Regions from separate parts of the Homo sapiens genome. Here region 2 is linked to region 1. The links are chromatin contacts, found by Hi-C or POLR2A ChIA-PET in ENCODE. All regions are on one chromosome and are shown on one strand. Each heading gives the region's core, a stretch centred on a gene start or an enhancer-like site at or near the end of the contact. The rest is flanking DNA. Distances are from core to core; before and after follow the strand shown. Region 1 holds the start of TENT5B (terminal nucleotidyltransferase 5B). Region 2 holds the start of AHDC1 (AT-hook DNA binding motif containing 1).

What was found. Hi-C counts contacts between places; a loop is a spot of excess contacts on that map. ChIA-PET counts read pairs that join two places held with the same protein, here RNA polymerase II (POLR2A). Pooled maps may share reads with other maps.
Region 2: a pooled map shows a loop between it and region 1 (3-fold over the local background). The contact joins the promoter of AHDC1 here to the promoter of TENT5B in region 1. A Hi-C loop is called at or near these places in 2 of 50 pooled maps. POLR2A ChIA-PET finds 5 or more read pairs at or near these places in 3 of 52 experiments (H1, K562 and activated B cell).

The regions. Positions count from the first base shown.
Region 1 is chr1:27,011,200-27,014,457 of GRCh38, forward strand. It overlaps TENT5B (terminal nucleotidyltransferase 5B), which reads right to left and starts at 1,651. Exons shown (of 2, transcript NM_052943.4): 1 at 1,208-1,651. The coding sequence starts at 1,471. RefSeq lists enhancers at 897-1,550, 1,551-2,205.
Region 2 is chr1:27,602,815-27,606,130 of GRCh38, forward strand. AHDC1 (AT-hook DNA binding motif containing 1) reads right to left here and starts at 1,330. Exons shown (of 9, transcript NM_001371928.1): 1 at 1,292-1,330; 2 at 914-1,049; 3 at 583-680. RefSeq lists an enhancer at 1-21 and silencers at 505-584, 1,135-1,674.

The DNA of each region.
Region 1 (3,258 bases), core at 401-2,900:
ATCTGCCCCCGCCCCCTCCAGTTCCTAGTTCCTTGGGAGGGTGGGGGAGGTAATCCCCCAGCAGGCAACCCTCCCCCTCTGTGGGAAGCCAAGGTAGTAGGAGGCAGGGGAAAGGCCTACTTCATCCAAAGGAAGCCATCAGTTGGCAGGAACGCACAGGAGTCCTCGCTGGGTTTCTTGGTTTCTTTTATCAAAGGACCCTCCCTAACACCTAGAAGTTGACCTTGGGAGCCGGGGAAGGGGTGGGAAAACATTGAACCTACTGTAATCTGCTCCTGGGAAGACCCAAAATTCCCTAGGTTTGATTTTCACCTCATTAAGTAATCTTGGGTGGCAAACTGCCCCAGCTATAAAATGGGTACAATAATGACCACACTGTGGTATTTCAGAACATGACAGCGTCTGGGCTGTACAGATGAAAAAGCAGTCTTGGGGTCGTTGAGGTTCAGATAAAGGGAAGAGTTGGAGGAGGGAGGGGCTGTCAGAATTCTCTTCTCCCTTTCCTCAGGAGAGAGAGGACGTGGGGCCTGAGGCCTGGGTTGGCCTTCATTTCCAATCTTGGGAAGGAGAAGAAACACCTAAATTGGTCACTTAATGTTGCCCTTGGGGGTGGGGTATCAGGTCTGACCTTCGGCTTAATAAATATTGGGCCACAACCCCAGCTGAGAGAGAGGGAGTCCCTGACAAGTTTTCTTGGCTTTTCCACGGGGTGGAGGGGGAAGGGGGGGTTTCTCCAGCAAAAGGCTGTAGGAGCACAATGGCAGAGGCTGCTCCTAGAACCTCGAGAGAGGAAAGGAGGGTGAGGTCCAGGGATGCCCAGATAGGGAAGGAAAAGCTATTTTGGACTCAAGCATGCACACTTACCCACCCAGGGCCACCTGGCGTCTTTTGTCCTTGCAGGCAGAGACAAATTCTTCCCCCAATGCCCTTGACATCCTCCTCCCCTCTCCCAGCCAGGCCCTGGGTGAGTGATCCGTGGGGAATCAGGGTTCTCCAAGAGTCGAGATGGAAAAGCCAGGTGGGGAAGGATTAGTAGATGCAGGGGGAGGTCTGGTCTACCATTCATAATGCTGTGCAATTGTTACAGCCATGTCCCCGTTCCTCAGTTTCCCTAGCTGTCTAGAAAGTCAAACAGACTACAAATGCCTTCCAGCCACGAGAGCCTCAGAAGGGATTCCCCCACATCCCCCGCCTGGCGTCCTCTCACCTGCACGATCTGCCGGGGCTGCACGCTCAGCGTGGGGAAGTTGCCGCGCCCGTGAATGGGAATCGGCTCGCTCAGAAGAGCGTCCAGTCGCTTCACCTGTGGCCAGCTCAGCCCACTCAGGTGCCGTCCGGGGAAGGCCGATAAGGCCTCCGGGTCGGGGCCGCCGCCTGCCGGGGCTGCCGTGGCCACCGCCGTGGCCGCAGCCGTCCCCACCTGAGCAGCCGCCCGGTCCCTGCGCTCAGCTCCGCTCTCCGACGGCATCATCCGCCCGGCCCCCGGGCCCCGACGGCAGAAACCGTGGGGGTGGTTAAGGGGAGGAGGACAGGGAGAGCGGCTGGGCAGGGGCCAAGGCGGGGGGCACGAAGGCAGGGACGGGGCGGCAACGACGGCGAGACAAAGCCAGGGAACACCTCAGACGGCGACGACTAACCGACCCTAGCGCCTGCAGCCCGCGGCCCAGCGGACTCTTATAGGCCGCGGGCGACGTGCCCATTGGTCCGGGCCGCTGCCAACAGCGAGAGCCGCCCCGCCTCTGAACGCTCCGGACACTGGTCTGTAGAGCTTTGCACGTGAGTCACTGTTCTCTAGGGAGATTCCGATTGGCTAGAGGGCACGCCCCTGCCCCGCCCTCCTTCTCAGGCTGAATTCCCTCCTTTGGTCCTTAAAGAACTTCTGTTCACTGTGATTGGCCCGGGCCTGGACTTAAAGGGACAGCGCCCACCCCGCCCCGCCAGGGTCAGGAGGGAGGGAAGTGACCTGCGGAGTTTGTAGCAGAGTCAGACCACTGAGAAATTCCAGGTTTCTGTTTTTTTTTTTTAGCGCTGGAAGAAATTGAGAAGTCACCTAGCCTTGTCCTGCTATTTTCAGAAGCCCAAAGAGATTGAGCCACGTGATCAACTCTGCACAGCACTGCTCATGCTCTGGCAGTTTTCCAGAGCCTAGGAAAGGTATAATAAACAACTCTGGGCCCGGCGCGGTGGCTCACGCCTGTAATCCCAGCACTTTGGGAGGCCGAGGTGGGCGGATGACAAGGTCAGGAGATCGAGACCATCCTGGCTAACACGGTGAAACCCCGTCTTTACTAAAAATACAAAAAATTAGCCGGGTGTGTGGCGGGCGCCTGTAGTCCCAGCTACTCGGGAGGCTGAGGCAGGAGAATGGCGTGAACCCGGGAGGCGGAGCTTGCAGTGAGCCGAGATTGCGCCACTGCACCCCAGCCTGGGCGACAGAGCGAGACTCCGCCTCAAAAAAAAAAAAATTAATAATAATAATAAACTCTGCATACCAAGGTAAAGGCCTTTTTTTTTTTTTTTTTTTTTTTTTTTCTCGAGACAGAGTCTCGCTTTGTCACCCAGGCTGGAGTGTAGTGGCGCGATCTTGGCTTACCGCAAGCTCCGCCTCCCGGGTTCAAGCAATTCTCCTGCCTCAGCCTCCCGATTAGCTGGGATTACAGGCATGCGCCACCAAGCCCGGCTAATTTTTTTGTGTTTTTAGTAGACACGGGGGTTTCACCATATTGGCCAGGCTGGTCTTGAACTCCTGACCTTGTGATCCACCCACCTCGACCCCCAAAGTGCTGGGATTACAGGCGTGAGCCACTGTGCCCGGCCCTAAAGTAAAGGCTTTCTAAGACACTGTTGATTGGCCTCGCAAACCACAGCATGATGAGCGTTGATGTACAGCATAGCCAATTTAGGGAAGGAGAGATCTGCTCAGAGAGGCTTTGTGATTACCCGACTGTCACACAGCAAACTAGTAAGGCCCTGGTCCTCAACCAGGGCTATAGAATCTGTGGTGCATGTTTTTTCCACTGTACCTATGCAGACCCAGCTCCTTTCTGGAGCTAGAGAACGAATAATGTGTTTACATGTTTTTCTGCAGGTCTAGACAAAACATAATTTAAAAAAAATATGTTTACATGTTTTGCTCTCACACTTTACAGGACCTAGGGGATGAGGCTTATGATTGTCGTTACTTTTATTTTTTATTTTTATCTATTTATTTATTTTTTGAGAGAGGGTCTCACTCTGTTGCCTGGACTGGAGTTGACT
Region 2 (3,316 bases), core at 80-2,579, 590 kb after region 1:
CCACACCCCCTCCGGGTCATTAGGTCCCCGCCCCTCAACTCCCCGAGAGCCAGTGGATCCTAGGGATTTGGGGGTTGGAGGGGAGGGGCTCCTCCCTCCGCAGTCTCCCCTTTTCCCAGCGCCGATCCTAAAATCCAGCCTTGTTCTCCGCTCCCACGGTCCCCCCTTCATTCCCCCCCCCCCCACATTCTCAGCAAGCTGGAGAGCAAATTGCAGTTTTAAATCCAAAGGCGGAGGGAGGGGGAAGGAGGAGGGGGCGCGCGGCAGCGCTGGGCGCGCACCTCGCCCCCGAGCCGGGGGAGCCGCGGGGCGGCCAGGAAACCCGAGAACCCCCCCTCCCCGCCCCCCCTCCCCGTCCACCTCCCCCTCCCCCTTCCCGGCGCTGCCTGCCAGGCTTCGAGCCGAGCCCAGCCGAGCCGCGGGCCCCGGTGGAAACAAAGACCGATCGCACCGCGGGCACCGCAGCCACCGGGTCCAGCGGACCGGACCGGGGGACGCAGGCCCCCCCCGTGCGCTGCACAAAAGAGCCTGGCCGGCCGGTCCCCAGCGGGGGTCTGGGGCTGGGGAGGAGGCGCCACTCACCGGAGTGCTGGGCTGCCGGCTCCGTGGGTCCGAGCCAGGCGAGGGGTTTTGGGGGACGTCTGTCTTCCGGCGGTGGCAGCGACGCGGGCGCCCGGCTGCTGAGGAGAGGAGTCGTGGAGGAGCCCTGAGCCGCCCGCCGTCGCTGACAGCATGGCTCGCGCCTCGGCTCACATTCTCCGCCGCTAACTCCGCTGGACACGGCCCCCCGCTCCCGCGGCGCCCCCCCACCTCGATCACTCCTTCGCTCTCTCTGCGCCCCCCTCGCCCTCCCGCCGCGCACACACTCTCCCAGCCCTGGACACCCCCGCCCCCACCCCCCCCAATAGCAAACCTGGGAGGGAACGCGCCCCGCGTAGTCCTCCTGCTCCTCCTCCTCCGCCCTCCTCCCTCCCGCTCTCTCTGGCTGTCTGTCTGTCTCTCAGACTGTCTCTATTTCTCGCTCTCTCTGCCTTTCTCTGCTCTCCAAGCTGGGTGGGAAAAGGAAATGAGGACAGAAAGCAGACGCTGGCTTTGGGTGGTGGTAGCTGGATTCCCTCTCTCCCTCCCTCCCCCTCCTCCCCTCCCTCCTCCTGCCTTCTGCTCTCTCCGCTGCGAGCGGGGCTGAGCGCAGCCTGGCGGGTGGCTCGCTCTGCCCGCCCGCCCGCCTGTCTGTCTGTCTGGTCCGCCTCGCTCGCTCCCTCCCTCCGTCTCTCGCCCTCGCCCTGCCTGCCTGCCTCTCTCCGTCTCCGCCGCCGCCGCCGCTGCCTCTGCGAGCTCGCCTTACCTTCGCCGCTCACCATCCGGAACCCCAGGGGGGAGCGCGCGCGCGGCACGCCGGGACTTGTAGTCCCCGCCCCGGCCGCTCCGCGCGCGGGGAGGGCGGGGCCGCGCCGGCTGCTCCGACGGCGCGGCCAGGAGCCCCGGGGACCCCGCGCCTGGGGCTCGTCTGGCTGGAGCGCGTCCTCGTTTACCAACGGGCGAAGATCCTCCCCAAGGGTTAAGAATGGTCCCTGTGTTCCTTGTCTCCACCGGGGGGCTCTGGATCGAGCGGAGGTTGCGGGTGGGAGTGAAGGGGCGGGGTCTGAGAGTGGAATGGGAGTGGAATAGGGAACCAGGGGATTAGCCAAAGGGGCTGCGACTTTCTGGGGCGTCCCAATTAAATGGGAGGGGGAGAGGGCAGAGGAGAGGACCGGCTCTCTCAATCTGGGGACGTTATCCTTTTCTGAAAAGGTTTCTTATTGAGTAAAGCTCAAGTATATATGGCGGGAGGGCTGCTGGGGCGGGGGAGCGGGGGAGACCCAGCCAGCGCTGCTTCCTCACTCAGTGACCCCTCCTCTCAAACTCCGACCTCGGTTTCGCCCTTGCAACTCCCAGCTTTCCTATATGTCCAAGGGCGGCGAGGGCTCAAAAGTCCTGGATAATCCGCAGATAGAACACACACACCCTTTTCCGAATTCTGCTGAGCATTTGCGTTGTGTCAGGAAGCAGGATTCAGATTGAACGGTGCTGACCTCCTGCCGCGGCCGGGGGCTGGGCTCAGCACTTTCACCTACCTCCTCTTCAGGTCACATGTGTTCTCCAGCCCCTGCCTAGCCTATCCCACAGATGGGAATGTGCGCTGCTTGGGGGCCTTGTTACCGCCCCCGGAGATGGCTGAACTGCTGCGGTAAAATAGTGCTGTTATTTCCATTTTAGAGATGGGGGCACTGAGGTCCAGGTTCTCCAGTTAGCAAGTGGCTGAACCCAGCTGGATTTGAACCAGGGTCTGACTAACTCCAAACCCCACAAGCTTAACCCCTGGGCTATGACAAGGAGTTGTGACTCCCTCCATTTCTGTAACTGACCTTCTCTCCCTGTGTCTGTGTGTCCTTTCTTGGCACTTCAACAAATGTTAACTGAGGTATGCAGGGCTTGCAAGGGACACGGAGATGAATAATGCATAGTGGCTGTCGTGTCCTGTGTCCTAGGTGTCTACCAACGCCGGCCCTGACTGGCCCTGCGGCGGTCCCACCTCACTGGACCACCTCATCTGTGTGTCTGATGTTCCACACCCTGTGTCTGCTGGCCTTGTCTATCTTGCTCCAGGTCTGAAGTTCCTAGAGCAGTGCCTTTGTCTCTGGCCTACCTGTTTCTGACTCTTCCTTTGGCCTTGCAGGGTGTTGGCCAGTGTGTGACAAAGGCAGCTGGTGACATTTTGCCAACCGCAACTCCCTGGTCACTATCTTCCCCACACCTTCACTCCTTCCAAGCTCCTTCTCTATGGCAGTCCAGTACCCCCAGAGGACAAGAGAGGGGATCTGGGGAACACTCTCTATTGGCCCTTGGCAGAGGGTGTGTGCAGCAGTAATAGGAGAGGTCTAGGGCTCTAAACGGGACACTATTGATTTGGCATCATGGGGCTGCCATGACCGACTGGAGAGGCCCTCATCTTGGAGCAGCTTCTCCTTGCAGACAAGTTAGGACTTGGGTTCAAAGATTTATTCATTGAATGGGAAATATAAGGTCAGATGCTCATAAAAGTAGTGGCTAAAGTCATTAGAGATTCTGCAGCTCCAAAGCCTGGGCCTGAAGTGATCCCAAATAGATGAGGCTTTGGCACCTTGCCCTAGCTGGCCCCCTATAGGACAGACAGACTTCGGCGTTGGGGAGGGTGAAAGAGACCCAGGTTCCTCCTCCTTTCTCTCCCTTCCCCCATTACCCATTAGATTCTGCCTGTAGTCATGAAGACTCTACTCAGTTTGAATCAAGTTTTAGG